Regions from separate parts of the Homo sapiens genome. Here region 2 is linked to region 1. Evidence: chromatin contacts called from ENCODE Hi-C or POLR2A ChIA-PET data. All regions are on one chromosome and are shown on one strand. The core of a region is the stretch at or near the end of the contact, and the rest is flanking DNA. Distances in the headings are between cores, read along the strand shown.

The links. A loop is a pair of places that touch in the nucleus more often than their neighbours do. ChIA-PET counts read pairs that join two places held with the same protein, here RNA polymerase II (POLR2A). Pooled maps may share reads with other maps.
Region 2: a loop to region 1 is called in a map of K562, with 2.2 times the contacts of the local background. The contact joins two enhancer-like sites. A Hi-C loop is called at or near these places in 8 of 168 maps with a recorded cell type or tissue (K562, dorsolateral prefrontal cortex, heart left ventricle and 4 more) and 1 of 50 pooled maps. POLR2A ChIA-PET finds 5 or more read pairs at or near these places in 1 of 52 experiments (MCF 10A).

Annotation. Positions count from the first base shown.
Region 1 is chr11:45,553,455-45,559,682 of GRCh38, reverse strand. No RefSeq gene overlaps it. Among named protein-coding and RNA genes, the nearest start is that of CHST1, 110 kb to the left of the region's middle. Within about 2 kb of position 4,947, at least 2 of the 41 ENCODE cell types and tissues checked have a DNase peak (open chromatin) inside an H3K27ac peak, as active enhancers do.
Region 2 is chr11:45,652,649-45,658,877 of GRCh38, reverse strand. The region is part of intron 1 of CHST1 (carbohydrate sulfotransferase 1); the gene reads left to right. LOC124902666 (a long non-coding RNA gene) reads right to left here. Exons shown (of 2, transcript XR_007062662.1): 2 at 6,181-6,229. Among named protein-coding and RNA genes, the nearest start is that of CHST1, 9.9 kb to the left of the region's middle. Within about 2 kb of position 4,402, at least 3 of the 41 ENCODE cell types and tissues checked have a DNase peak (open chromatin) inside an H3K27ac peak, as active enhancers do.

The DNA.
Region 1 (6,228 bases), core at 3,698-6,197:
AGGCAGGATCAGCTACATAATTTGCAGGGCCCCTTGCAAACTGAAAAATAGAGACTCTTTGTGAGAAATAAATTAAGAATTTCAAGACAGCAACAGCAGAGCATCAAACAAAGCATGGGCCCCACACAACTGCCTGGGCCACATGTCTGTGAAGCTGGCTCTGGCGAGAAGGGGTGTGGAGGGGCAGGAGGCCCCTGTGCCCATCTGATGCCTTGGCTCAGAGCCAATTTCACATGGGTTCTTGGTAGGCCCCAGGGAGGCATGATAACCCTCAGCAGTGGATTCTGGGTGGGGCAGGTGGGTGGAGGGAACTGTGGGGTCATTTGGGTGATTGGGGCTTGGAAATGCTGAAAAAGGAGGAGATGGTGATGGTGTGAGCACAAACCCCTAGTCGTTACGGCTTCCTGGAGAGACTCCCCACTTTGTCTGCCCTGGTCCTGGCCCTGAGCCAGGGTCAGGGCCAGGGTCTCTCTAGCTAGCCTAGGCTCCTGGTCCTAGGGTGGTAGAACCAAGGCAGGTGGCTGATTCTGAACATCTGCTAAAATACAATGTGAACCAACCAGCTTCAAGACCGAGTCTTGCTCCCAAGAAACAACTCGCTATCTGGTCTTACTTAGGGTCTCTTGACCAGTTGGAGAGTAACTTGGGGGAGGAAGAGGCCTTCCCAACAAGCTCTGACCAGCCCTCAAAGGTGGGGCATATACTCTAGAAGTCCCAGTGGCAGCCTGAACCCTGGGGTCTGGGGCTTAGCACAATTGAGGATGCCTACCACATGCGAGGATGCCTGCCTCATGAGAGGCTCATGCTGGGCCTTGGAGAACTTATAGGCAGGGGATGGAGGGCTGAGCCAGCCCTGATTTATCAACAAGGCCCTCCTAGTGAGAGATCCTGCAGCTAGAACCCAGTCAAGCCATGTCTGGATTCCTGAACCACAGAAACAGTGAGATGGTAAACGTGTATTGTTTTAAGCCTCTAAGTTTTGGGAGTAATGACGAATACATCCCATAATAGTAATGACACTAGGATTCACTCATTCATTCATTCATGACATCAGTCAGTACTCATCCACTCATTCATTTATTCATGAAACCAACAAATATCCATGAAGTGCCCGTCATGTGTCAGGTACCAGCGTCATGTTATATGAGCACTTGATATGTGAACTGTACATTACAGTTTATAAAGGACTCCCTTGTAGGTTAATTATTCTTGTGTCTCAGCAGAAGGGGCTCCTAGAGCTCCTCAAGTACAGCCCTGTAATCAAGGCCTGCTTGCTGTGTCTCCTTCCTACAGCAGCCGAGGATGGTGGGGAGCCCAGCTTGTATCCTCCCGCCTGCCTTTGCCCATGTGGTCCCAAACAGGCACCGTCAGTTCAAGCCCAGCATGATCTTGAAGCCTCAAGTCCCCAAAGACTCAAGGGTGAGAAACATAACCTTCTAGGTCACTGGGCAGAAGAGGCACCTGTAGCTCAGATATGGTTTGGCTGTGTCCCCACCCAAATCTCATCTTGAATTCCCACATGTTGTGGGAGGGACCGGGTGGAAGGTGATTGAATCATGGGGGCAGGTTTTTCCCATGCTGTTCTTGTGATAGTGAATAAGTTTCATGAGATGTGATGGTCTTAAAAAGGGGACTTTCCCTGCACAAGCTCTCTTCTCTTGTTTGCCACCATGTGAGACATGACTTTCACCTTCTGCCATGATTATGAGGCCTCCCCAGCCACGTGGAACTGTAAGTTCAATAAACCTCTTTCTTTTGTAAATTGCCGAGTCTTGGGTATGTCTTTATCAGGAGCATGAAAACAGACTAATACAAGTCCCTCTTGAGTTCAGGTAAGTAACTTTCCTGGGCTCTACACTCATTCCTGGGATCCAGGATCTTGGGGGGTGGGGTGGGGTCTTCCTACCTGCCTGAAGTCCCTTGTCTGTACAGAAAAGGGCACTGGTCTGACCCAGCCCCATTCCTCACCTGAGCACCCACATGGACCCAAGCCAGAAAGAGGAGGTCAGGCTAAGATGCTGAGTCAGGGTGCTTTAGGCAGCAAGTAATAGAAGAATCGACCACTGCAGGCATCAACCATAAAGAAAATGTGTTATCTCATAGGACGAGATGTTCCAGAGGCAGCGTTGCTTAATTCCATGACTCAGCAACATCCCCTGAGGCCATGGTTTTTGTTTTCCCTTTTCTCTCTCTTCCATCCTCAGGGTGGGCTGTTCCCTCATGGTCATGAGGTGGCTGCCACTGCTCCAAGTATCACAGCCTTATAGCTGCAGCCAGAGGCAGAAAACAACTTGCTTCTTGTGACTCATTTCTTTTCAAGAGCAAAGAAACTTTTCCCAGAAGTCCCCCAGCAGACATTTTCTTTTGTTTTGCTGGCCAAAATTGCACCACCTGCCCTCTCTCCCCGAACAAAGCATAGTCATTGGGGTTACTGGGATTGGCTTAGACCAATCATGATTCATTCCCTGGGGCTGGGAGTGGCTCCACCTTTCCTGACCTCTGGACAGCACTGGGCTTCTGTTAGAGAGGAGTCCCTGCTGTCCCACTCTGCCTTCTCTGCCCCTCCCCTTCCCACTCCAGACCTCAGCCCTCAGGAACGTACCCCCATCCCACGCCTGGCACCTCCCCTCTGGTCAGCCAAGGACAGGCAAGGATCAGAGTCTCTGAGACAGAGGGCCCAGTGTGAGCCAGAGCCCTGGGCTGACGCAGGACCTTGGCATTGTCCAGCTCCCAAATCCCTGGGTAGCTGGTCTCAGAGCTCCCCTGCCCGACCCCAGCCAGTCACAGAACTGCTGACACTCACATCGCACTTACCAGGCTCTGTCGTAAACTCTTTATGTAAGTTACTTACTCCTTACAGCAACTGTAGAAGTAGTTCTGTGATCATCCTCATTTATCAGAGGAGGGAATGGAGACAGAGAGCTAGACCATGCAGCAGGAACTTAGTGGAGCTGAATGTGAACCCAGGAAGTCTGGCTCCAGAATCTTCCCTGAACTGCAGCTCTACGGCCCCCCCAAGTCCTGCTCCATCCCCTTAGTGCAGGTCACTGAATCACAGCCTTTCTGGGCAGCAAGCAGGACAGAGCCGGGGAGGGGAGGTGTCCTGGAGGGACCTGGGCTGCCTACCTCCCCCAGCCCGTGGGAGAGTCACAGGGCTTTGCTGAGCCTCTGTTTTTAATGTTTGAAAGGTGAATCCTAATGATGCCTGTATCAGAGGGGTGTAGTGAAAATGAGAGATTATAACCTCTAATAGTTAGTAGAGGACGACAGGATGGCAGAACAGTGATGGATGGGTAGACGAGGAGCATAGTGGATACAGCTCCCTCTGCCCACCACCCTCTTGTCTAGTGGTGCCCATGGCTTACTCCTCCACTTCCTACAGATCTTTGCTCAGCAAGGTCCTTCCTGACCACTGATAGGAAACAGAGTGCCAGCGCTGGCACTTCCTCTCCCCTTACCTTCTCCATCAATGAAGGGATCCCATCAACATCTGACCTGTTCGCTGCCTTGTTAAGATGCGTACTGCCTGTCTCCTGCATTAGAATGTAAACTCCACTATTTTGTTCACTACTTATCTCTAGGGCCTAGAATGTTATTCAGCACATAGCAGGTACTCAACAAATAATTGTTAGGGAAGTGAATGAATGGATGAATGAATGAGTAAAGGGGAGGATGGAATGAATGACCCATGCTGGGATTTGAATGCTGGTCTTGCTGAGGGAAGCAGGGAGGTCAAGTCCAAGGATTCTTCCCAGCCCCACAGCTGCTGTCCCTGGCAAATCAGTGGCCACTCCGTATTCAGTGTATACTACTGGGTGTAGGGAAGGAGCTCCAGGCTTAACCTCTCTTGGCCATCTTCTCTCTTGTCCCTCTACCCTTCCAAGACACAGAGCCTTGTCCTATAGCTCAAACTTATCCCACCCTGGCCTCTCCTCATAGATGGAATTTGAAACTTCAGGAGCACTTGGTCTGGAGTCAGACAGATCTAGATTCAAATCCCAATGCTGTGGCCTCCTTGCTGTGCGACTTTGGGGAAAGTGACTTGATTGTCTAAGCCTTTGGCTCCTCTTTTGCAATATGGGTCCAATCACAAGCCTGACTTGCTAGCATTGTGGGAACTAAGCTTGATGACAGACGCAGAACCCTTATTGTGGCTTGTGAGAAGGACTTAATAAAAGAAATCGAAACCAACCAGACAGACAATTATTGAGTGCTTACCCTCAGGCGGACATGGTGCTAAGTGCGTTATGTGCACTTAGTTCTCCCACCCACCCCATGGGGTAGATACTAGCAGTATTCCCCTTTTAAAGATGAGAAAACAGAGGCACTAAGATGTTGAGTCATTCACCCAGCAGCACCAAGCGAGTGAATGGTAGAGCTGGGATTTAACAAACATTTAAAACAAAACTCAGCGGTGGACATGAGAAGATGAGGCAGTGAGAGCCTCTGGTCTGGGGGATGGGAGCCCTGCTGCTGGTCCCTAACTTGCTTGGTGACATGGCTATTCCCACAGGCAGTGCTGAGAAAACCCAGAGGACAAACGGGCTGTCACTGAGGGTGTCTGGGGAGTAGGGCCTTGAAGCAGGAGAAGAAGCTCTGCTTTATTCTGTTTTTAGAAGCTTTTTTTTTGGTTGGGGAGGGGGGAAGTGTCTGGTTATGAAATCAACACATGCTCATTTTAGAAAACATGGAGATGACTTAAAAGTATAAGGAAATAAATAAAAGTGATCTGAAATTTCCCGACCCTGAATATTCACTGTTAACATGTTCATGCAGTTAATTTATTTGCTCAACAAATGTTTATTGAGTGCCTCCCGTCAGCCAGATCTGTGTGTGCCGGACACTGGGGACAGTGTGAGAACCAAGTGGACACAGTCCCTGCCCTCTTGGATTAGATACTGCACAGCTAAACAGACTTGGGGCAGCTCATGGGTGTGGTGCTGAGACGGAGGAGCCACGTGCTGGAGGGCTGGACGTGGACACACGGAGCCAGGACCTGACGGGTGATCTGATTGTGTATTCTGTATTCTCCACTAACTAGTAGGTGTGAGCATCTTTAATTGGGAAATTTTCACAATGCATGAGTGGAAGGGTCCCCAGGTGGAAGGCAGGGCAGAGGCACGACAGCCGCTGCACCTTGGGCCAGGCCCTGGGACACATACCATTCCCCTACAGGAACCCTCTGACCTAGTTTCTTATTCCTCCTGTGTGTTCATGTCCATCAGAACCTGGACTCAGGCCTCACTCCACCCTCCGTGGCCCAAATCCTGGGGTAGCGTGAGTCATCACAGGGAAAGGCCTGAAGGGCAGCCCTCAAAGTCACCTAGACCTCCCGCCCCACTTACCTCAGATGGGGCAGAGGCTCCAAGGCTGTGCAGCAAGGCGGGGCTGTCATCATGGGCAAGGTTAGGGGCCAGGCCTTGTATTGCCTGTGTTTTCTTTCTGCTGCTCTCTAGGCTCATCCTAAGCCAGAAGGCCTGGCCCCTGTCCCCTCCCACCCCCTCCTCCATATGGTCAAGCTTGCTGGAGGAGTGCTGTCTTTGTCTATGGCTACGCCTGATGCCACTTCGTGCTGGTGATCTTGAAGGATACATGAGAGAACAATGCCTGGGCCTTTGCCTCTACTTTCTTCTCCAGCCAGGCCTGCTGGCCTCTTAGGCCGGCCCCCAGCCTGGTTTAAAAGTCCTCCATGCCCCTTGGCATGGAGGAGTCACTTTGGCTGACTCCTTGTCACAGCTGGGGCAAGGTCCAGGCTGGGGTGGGGGATCCCCGGCACCTAGTGTCCCCTCCCCCAGAGGTGAGCTGTTCCAGCCACGGAGGGGGAAGACAGAGTGCTCTTTCTTACTAACTGGATCAGGAAGGGGTGCCAGCTCCACTCCGCATGGTGCATATACACATGCTGCCACGTGCACATATGTTAGCACCTAGGCCACACGTGTGCTCACCCACCATGTGTACAAGCATCCACCAGGATGTACGCTGTGTGGAGGCAGGGACTTCGTTTCATTCACCGAATGCTAGCACAGTGGTGGGTGCATAGAAGGTGTTAATTAAACATTTGTCAAGTGATAACTAAATGAATGATGAAATGAGTGGTAATACTTGTGCATGTCAGTGGCTATGCAGAGGGACACTCCAGTGTCCATTGACAGGCATATGTCAGGCTCATACACATACAGGGGTATGCCAGCACACAAACATATGCTCAAAGACACGTGCACACAGGTG
Region 2 (6,229 bases), core at 3,153-5,652, 100 kb before region 1:
AGGATGGGCCGGAGCCCCGGTGTCCAGGGGGTGGGGCCTCGGTACTATTCCAACTCTGGCTGTGGCTTCTCGGTGGGGCGGGGGACAGGAAACCGGGGCTTTTCCGCCCAGTGTCGGGGCTGTAGAGTCCCGCCTACCGCAAGCCAGGCTGTACCAGGACTGGCCTGAGACAGGGAACCGGGACCTTCTGACTCATCCCTCCCCCAGAGGAGCTGGGCACACTGGGGCCTTGTGTTGTGGCCAGGAGGTCAGTCACTCTCCCCACTGCTGGGGAAAACTTTCCCCTCAGGTCGGGCCTGGGACCACCCCCCTCCCACTCCCACCCTCCACGGCAGGATGTGAGGTGCCTTCCTTACCCCAGACAAGGTCTCTGCAGCCACAACAGTCAGGGTCTCCAACCACGCAGGCTGCTGGCGCTTCAGTGGAGCAGGCTACGGCATCTGTTTTAACTTTTAAAAACATTTCCAGGCCAATGGTGCCCCTCTGTGCATTTAGTAGTCCATAAAAATCATGGTCATGGCTCTTAATAAGCATTTGCTCTGTGCCTAGCACTGTGTTAAGCTGTGGGCATCCATCGGCCTTCTGTCTCACTGCCCAAATATTAGAAAGATTCTGTGATTGTTTCTCCCATTTCCTACATAAGGACAAGTGAGGCCTATAGAGGTTAAGAGCCTCACGCAAGGCCTCATAGCTATAAGGCAACAGCAGTTGGATTCAAATCCAGGCCTCTGTGGCCCCACAGCTGGGGTGCCTAACTACCCCTCCGACTGCCTCCCTGAATGCTTGTGGGTACCTTCTCCAGGAGGCTTGAGACATCCATGGGTATCATGTGGACATTGGAGTGCTCTGCCCTGGAGACACCAGAGCTCATAAGAGGCAGCTGGGCAGCCCTGCTGATGGTGAAAAATCGGTAGACCAATTGCTCTCCAGGTGCTTGTCTTGGAAACCATGACTGTGAGAGCTTGTCCCTACTGGAGGTGCTCAGAAAATGTAGTGGTTCTGCCTGTGGGGCCCAGGGATTCTAGGGATTGTTCGCAAGTACCATGTTTGTGGTGGTCCAGGTTCTGGAGAGAGGGTCCATAGACCTCACAGTGTTTCAAGTTGAGGTGGGCATGACCCCAAAGAGAAGGGGTCCCTTGGGCTGACCTAGACCACAGAGGCCGAGTCTGGACCCCAGCAGCTCACCCCTCTGGAAGGTTGCACTGGTTGGATTGTGTGTTGGCATACTGCTCACATGGAAGGATGCTCTAGGACACTGTCCCATGAAACTCGTCTTTGGATTTCTTAGGTACAAAGTCTTGAGGACGAGTTCATGGTGGCACACGCACAGAGCTCTGTAAGAGCTCCCTTGGGAGAAATCTTGCACTGGATTCAGTGTCAGGAATAGCTGGACATCTCTTGAGTGGATGCTTTAATCTTTATCTCATGGGTCCTGTGAAACAAGTAAATGAAATATTTCCCTTTTCCTATTGGCTAGCTCAGTAGCCCACACATGGTGTGACTCTTGTACACTGACTTGGCCTCTGGTTGTTTCAGACTCTTATACCCTTGTTTTCCCCTTGCCTTGCCTTCATTTTCATCACCTCATTTTCCTTAGGAAGAAAAACGCCTTGCTGTTTTATGCATTTTAGCCTTAACTAAAACATTCATGGGGGATTAGTGCTGGCTACGTCAGAGTCAGGGAGTAAGCATTTCCCCTCTGCAGTCTCCATCCTAGAGGCCTGTTCGCCAGCTCCTCCCTCCCTGTCCCATTCCCTTGTCCCTTGCTCCAGTTCTTGGGACCCCAGAGCCTTGGGACCCCATTCATCATGGCTCCTGAGTTTGTCCGGAAAGACGATGTTCAGGTTCTTGCCCTGCCCTCACTGTGCTGCTTCTTCATCCCCCAGGGCTTCACAGTAGTTTTTTAGGGAGAAATGTCTGGGAGAAGAGTCATTTCCCCATCCCAGGGCTCAGCTGCTCCCATAGCCACAGGCCCCCTCTGAAATCCAGCTTTATTTCAGCTCCGTCCCTGTATCTCAGCAGTCCCCAGCTGCCTACTGTCCTTAGTGGCCCACCTGAGCAGACAAAGCCCATTTCTGGCGGAAAAGCAGTGCCTTTGACCCTGGTGCCTTGGAAATGGGGGTGGGGAGAGCTGGCTGGCAGTGCCTGGGGGGGGAGGGTGGGAGGCACAGTGAGATGCCAGGGCTGATTTTCAGTACCGCACCCTGTCATCAATCACCCCTCTACTTCCTACATGGAGTGGCTTCACTGTGTCCCCCAAAATTAATAAACTCAAACTGAATCAAAAAGCTCAGTGTAAACGGTGTCTCCTCCCACCCTAGTCTCCTCGAGGCCCCCTCCCTCTGGGACATCTCCCGTTACTAGCTCAGAGCAAGCTCTTTCAGTGATTGTTTATGCATATATACAAATATACATGTCCACCTCCTTAAACAAATCTGAAAAGGTGGTGTACTATTACACACATGTTTTCTGGCTCTAGCTTTTGAAACTTATATATGCTGGGTGACTGTTTCTATCAGTACGTTCATGTCTGAGGAGGCTTCTCTGATATAGTCGGTTGGAAAGACAATTCCCTGGACATGTTAATAATGAAGGGGTTAAGCTTCTAGGAAAGAGTGGGGTGCCCAAGCTTGGGCTTTCAGAGGTTCGGGAAACTTCTCAATTGTGTGTGTAAAATTGTGGGCACTAATGGCATTTCTAAGGGGAGGGATTGTGGTTCGAAAGGTCTGTGGCCCAGAAAAGGTGAAACAAGGCCTCAGCCCTGGGTTTCATGGGATTTCTGTACAGCAAGAGGTGGGGGCTAACTTGGCAGAAGGCAGCACCGCTAGGTTCTAGGGCCGCCACCCCCTGGCGCTGCCACAGATCAGGCCGAGGTGGGGGACAGAAATGCCCAGCCCTAGAATCCTCCTGGAAGATGACTGGGTTTTTCCCACTCCCAATGGAGGGTCCCCCTGTCTGCTGTGTGGGTGGCCCCAACTGTCCCTGAGAATGAAGTCTGGGGCCTTCCTGGGATTATAGAGAACACCAGGGTTAGAACTGGGAGGCCCTTCAGTCATCACTGGATCTATGGTGTAACTGAGGCACAGAGAGGCCAGGGGGTGAGTCCAAGGTCACCCATCCGGAGGCCATGTGGGCCAGTCCTGCCTGTGACATTCAGGTCTGTGCTCCTTCCCTGCCAGAGCACCATGAGATGAGCGGGAGAGGCCCTGGGAGAAGGCGAGGCTGCCTGTTGCAGCTGGGCTCTCCCGGTGCGGCTAGGGTGGGGGTGCACGGAGCAGAGGCCGCAGCCCGGGTGGGCGTGCCATCCTCACACCTCACTGCATCTTGCAACATCACCTCCCGCTGGCTGCATCCTCACATCAGGTTGTAGCCAACAGCCCCAGAATTCTGAATACAGCAGCGATGACGGGACTACGAGGCTGCACCGCAGGATGTGGTCACTAGAGGGCAGCAGGAAAGCCACTGCGGTGGCTCAGCAGGAAGAAGTTCCCAGGCCGGGAGAGGAGCTGCAGGAAGAAGGGGCGGTGGGCAGAGCCAGACCCCGTGGGCTGCAGGATGATTTGTTCTAGGCCCTTTCCTGAGACAAAAAGCAAACCAGACATTTGGTGATGATGATATTAATTGACATTTAGTGAGTGCTTACGCTGCACCAGGCACTGTACTCACTAATTAGTCCTCACAACAGCCTTGTTATAATTATCCCCATTTTTGCATATGCGAACATAGAGGCCCAGAGAGGTGAAGAAAGCTAGCCAAGATCTCTCAGCCAGTAAGTGGCTGAGCTGGGATCAGCAGGGCTGGTGTCAGAGGCTGGGTTGGGTCTATATGCCTGGCATTGACTAAATGCTTTAAGACCTTCAATTCTTACCAGCACTACTGTAGCTATGACCACTTTATGGATGGGGAAACTGAGGCTCAGGGACAGCTGGTGAATCACCCACGCCCACACACCTGCTGAGTGACAGATCCAGGTAGGCATGGTTCAGGGGGTGAGCTCTGTGAATTACAGTTTTCCAATATAGAGCTGTTCACTGCTCCCAGTCTGTGCCCTCATCTCAAGTTCACTGATAATGAAATCTGAGCTTTCTCCTGGGAGTGAAAGCTCACCAACTTGCCTGCTTTCTAACAGAAATGATAGATCGTGGTCTCCTGTGTCCAAGGTTTGCTTGGATTTTTACTAAGCAGAGGTAGAGGGAGGCCAGGCCAGAGGTTGCTAGAAGCCTAGGGATGGGCTCTGGGGGCCACAGTCTGGCTTGGAGGATGAGGGCATTGAGGAGTCTTTTGTAGTGGCTAAGGCTTCCTTGGGAACAACAGGACCTGGCCCCAGGGCCTCTGGTTTCCAGGGCAGATGCCTTTAGCATACCAAGGACACTTGGCCAGCCCCAGGCCCAGCTCTGCCAGGCTGGGAGAGCGGGGACATTTCCAGGAGGGCTGGACTTCCCCCATCTTCCCGTTCCCATTCCCTGGCTTTGCCCTCCCCGGGGGTACAAGGGAATGGCCTGTGGCTGGGCCTTCAAACACATGCCCCTCCTCGGTGTCCAGGCCACACCTTGTGAGGCCGAGTCTCGCTGTCTTAGGGATTTATAACATCCAGCTGCTTCAGTGACTTCTGATTTATTAGCAAAGCAGCAGCTTCCAGTCCTGGCCTTAAGTTTCTCTGGGTGGATGAAGAGTTGGGGGAAGAAACTTAAACGGCCCCCTCCCCAGCAAGATGGCAAGATGTTTCTCTTTAAATAAAACCCTAGGGTGAGTTCTGCTTTTGGAATTGGAACCCCAGAATTAAGTGAAGACTCCTTAAGGATTCTGTTTCCTGTCTTGATGAGGACCAAGGAGGGTGTAATATGAGTGGAATTAGGGAAAAGGATTTGAACGTGGACTTCCTAGCACGTTGCCTGGGCTGGAATCCTGGCTCCTTATTATGGGTGTGAGCTTGGGGAAGTTATCTAACCTTGAAGGGCCTCAGCTTCCTTATCTGTAAAACGGGGTTGTGACAGTATCAACTTCATAGAGCTGGCATGAGGGTGCGATGAGCTGATGGCTGTGAAAGAAGCATGTGCCTGGGAGGAACATTGTGAATGCCCAGCAAGTGCTTGCCTTCCTTGGTGTTATTTGACCCATAGCATCTAGAACAGTGCCTGGCACATACAGGAGTTCTGATAGATGTCTGTGAATAAATACAAAGGAAGCGTATCCAAATGAAATGATGCTGCAGCCAAAGAACAGACTCCTAAATGACTTAAAAATATGACCTGGCACTATTATTGATGACATTCCCTGTCTGTTTCTTGAAAGCCATTCACATTCACCATGGGGCACTGGGGCAGAGCAGGCCTGCACTTGCAGGGGTCAGGTTTAAAGTAGAGGGGCCTTTCTCCCTGGATACCTGGCCCAGCCCCATGATGGAGGCCAGCATCCTCTGCCACTATGGGATGAGGTCGGGGTGGGATGCAGTGTGGTTGGGATTGTGGTTTTTCTCTGATCACGTTGAGAAGTTCCTAAGACTCTAAACTGCCCCTTTCCCTCTTGACTGCTACTTGGTGATCTGGTACTGATTCCTAAAGAAGTGAAATTTCATATTTAAAACACGACTTGATTTCTCCATCTGAACAGTGGGAGTGAGGACCCTGACCTCCGAGAGTGCTTATAGGGAATAACACAGTGCTAGAAGTTGGGTGAGCTGAGCCAGGCAGAACTGCAGGTTTGGGAAAAGAGGATCCACTCACCCGCTCCCAAAGGAGTCACGTCAAATAGTGGGGTGTGGGAAGAATCTTCACAAAGCACGTGAGTTCACCCTATCAGCTGTGAACCAACAGATCCACAGGACCAGACAGCAAAGGGGAGGAACATGCTCTAAGTCTCAGAAGCATCTGCCTGCCCAGTCCCCGTCATGCTGATTCACAAATGGGCTGGGGCCAGTAATGGCATGCATGTTTGCAGGCCAAATATGTTTAAGCTGGAGGAACAGGAAGCCAAATCTCCTTAGAGGGAAAGAGCTGGACTCTGGGGAACCTACCAGATGGGGGTTAAAGCAGGCCTGTGAGCTCAGGCCGGTTCCTCTACCTCTGTGCCTTGGCTTTCTCGCCTGTGAAGTGGGCAGATATTGGCTTCCACATCTGGTTCTTGCTAGAAGGACACGAGCTGATGCAGGGAAGGGGCTTGGCGCAAAACTGTCAACTGAGATAATGTGGCGATCTTGGTGTTTTAATTCAGACTCTATGAGGTGCATCGA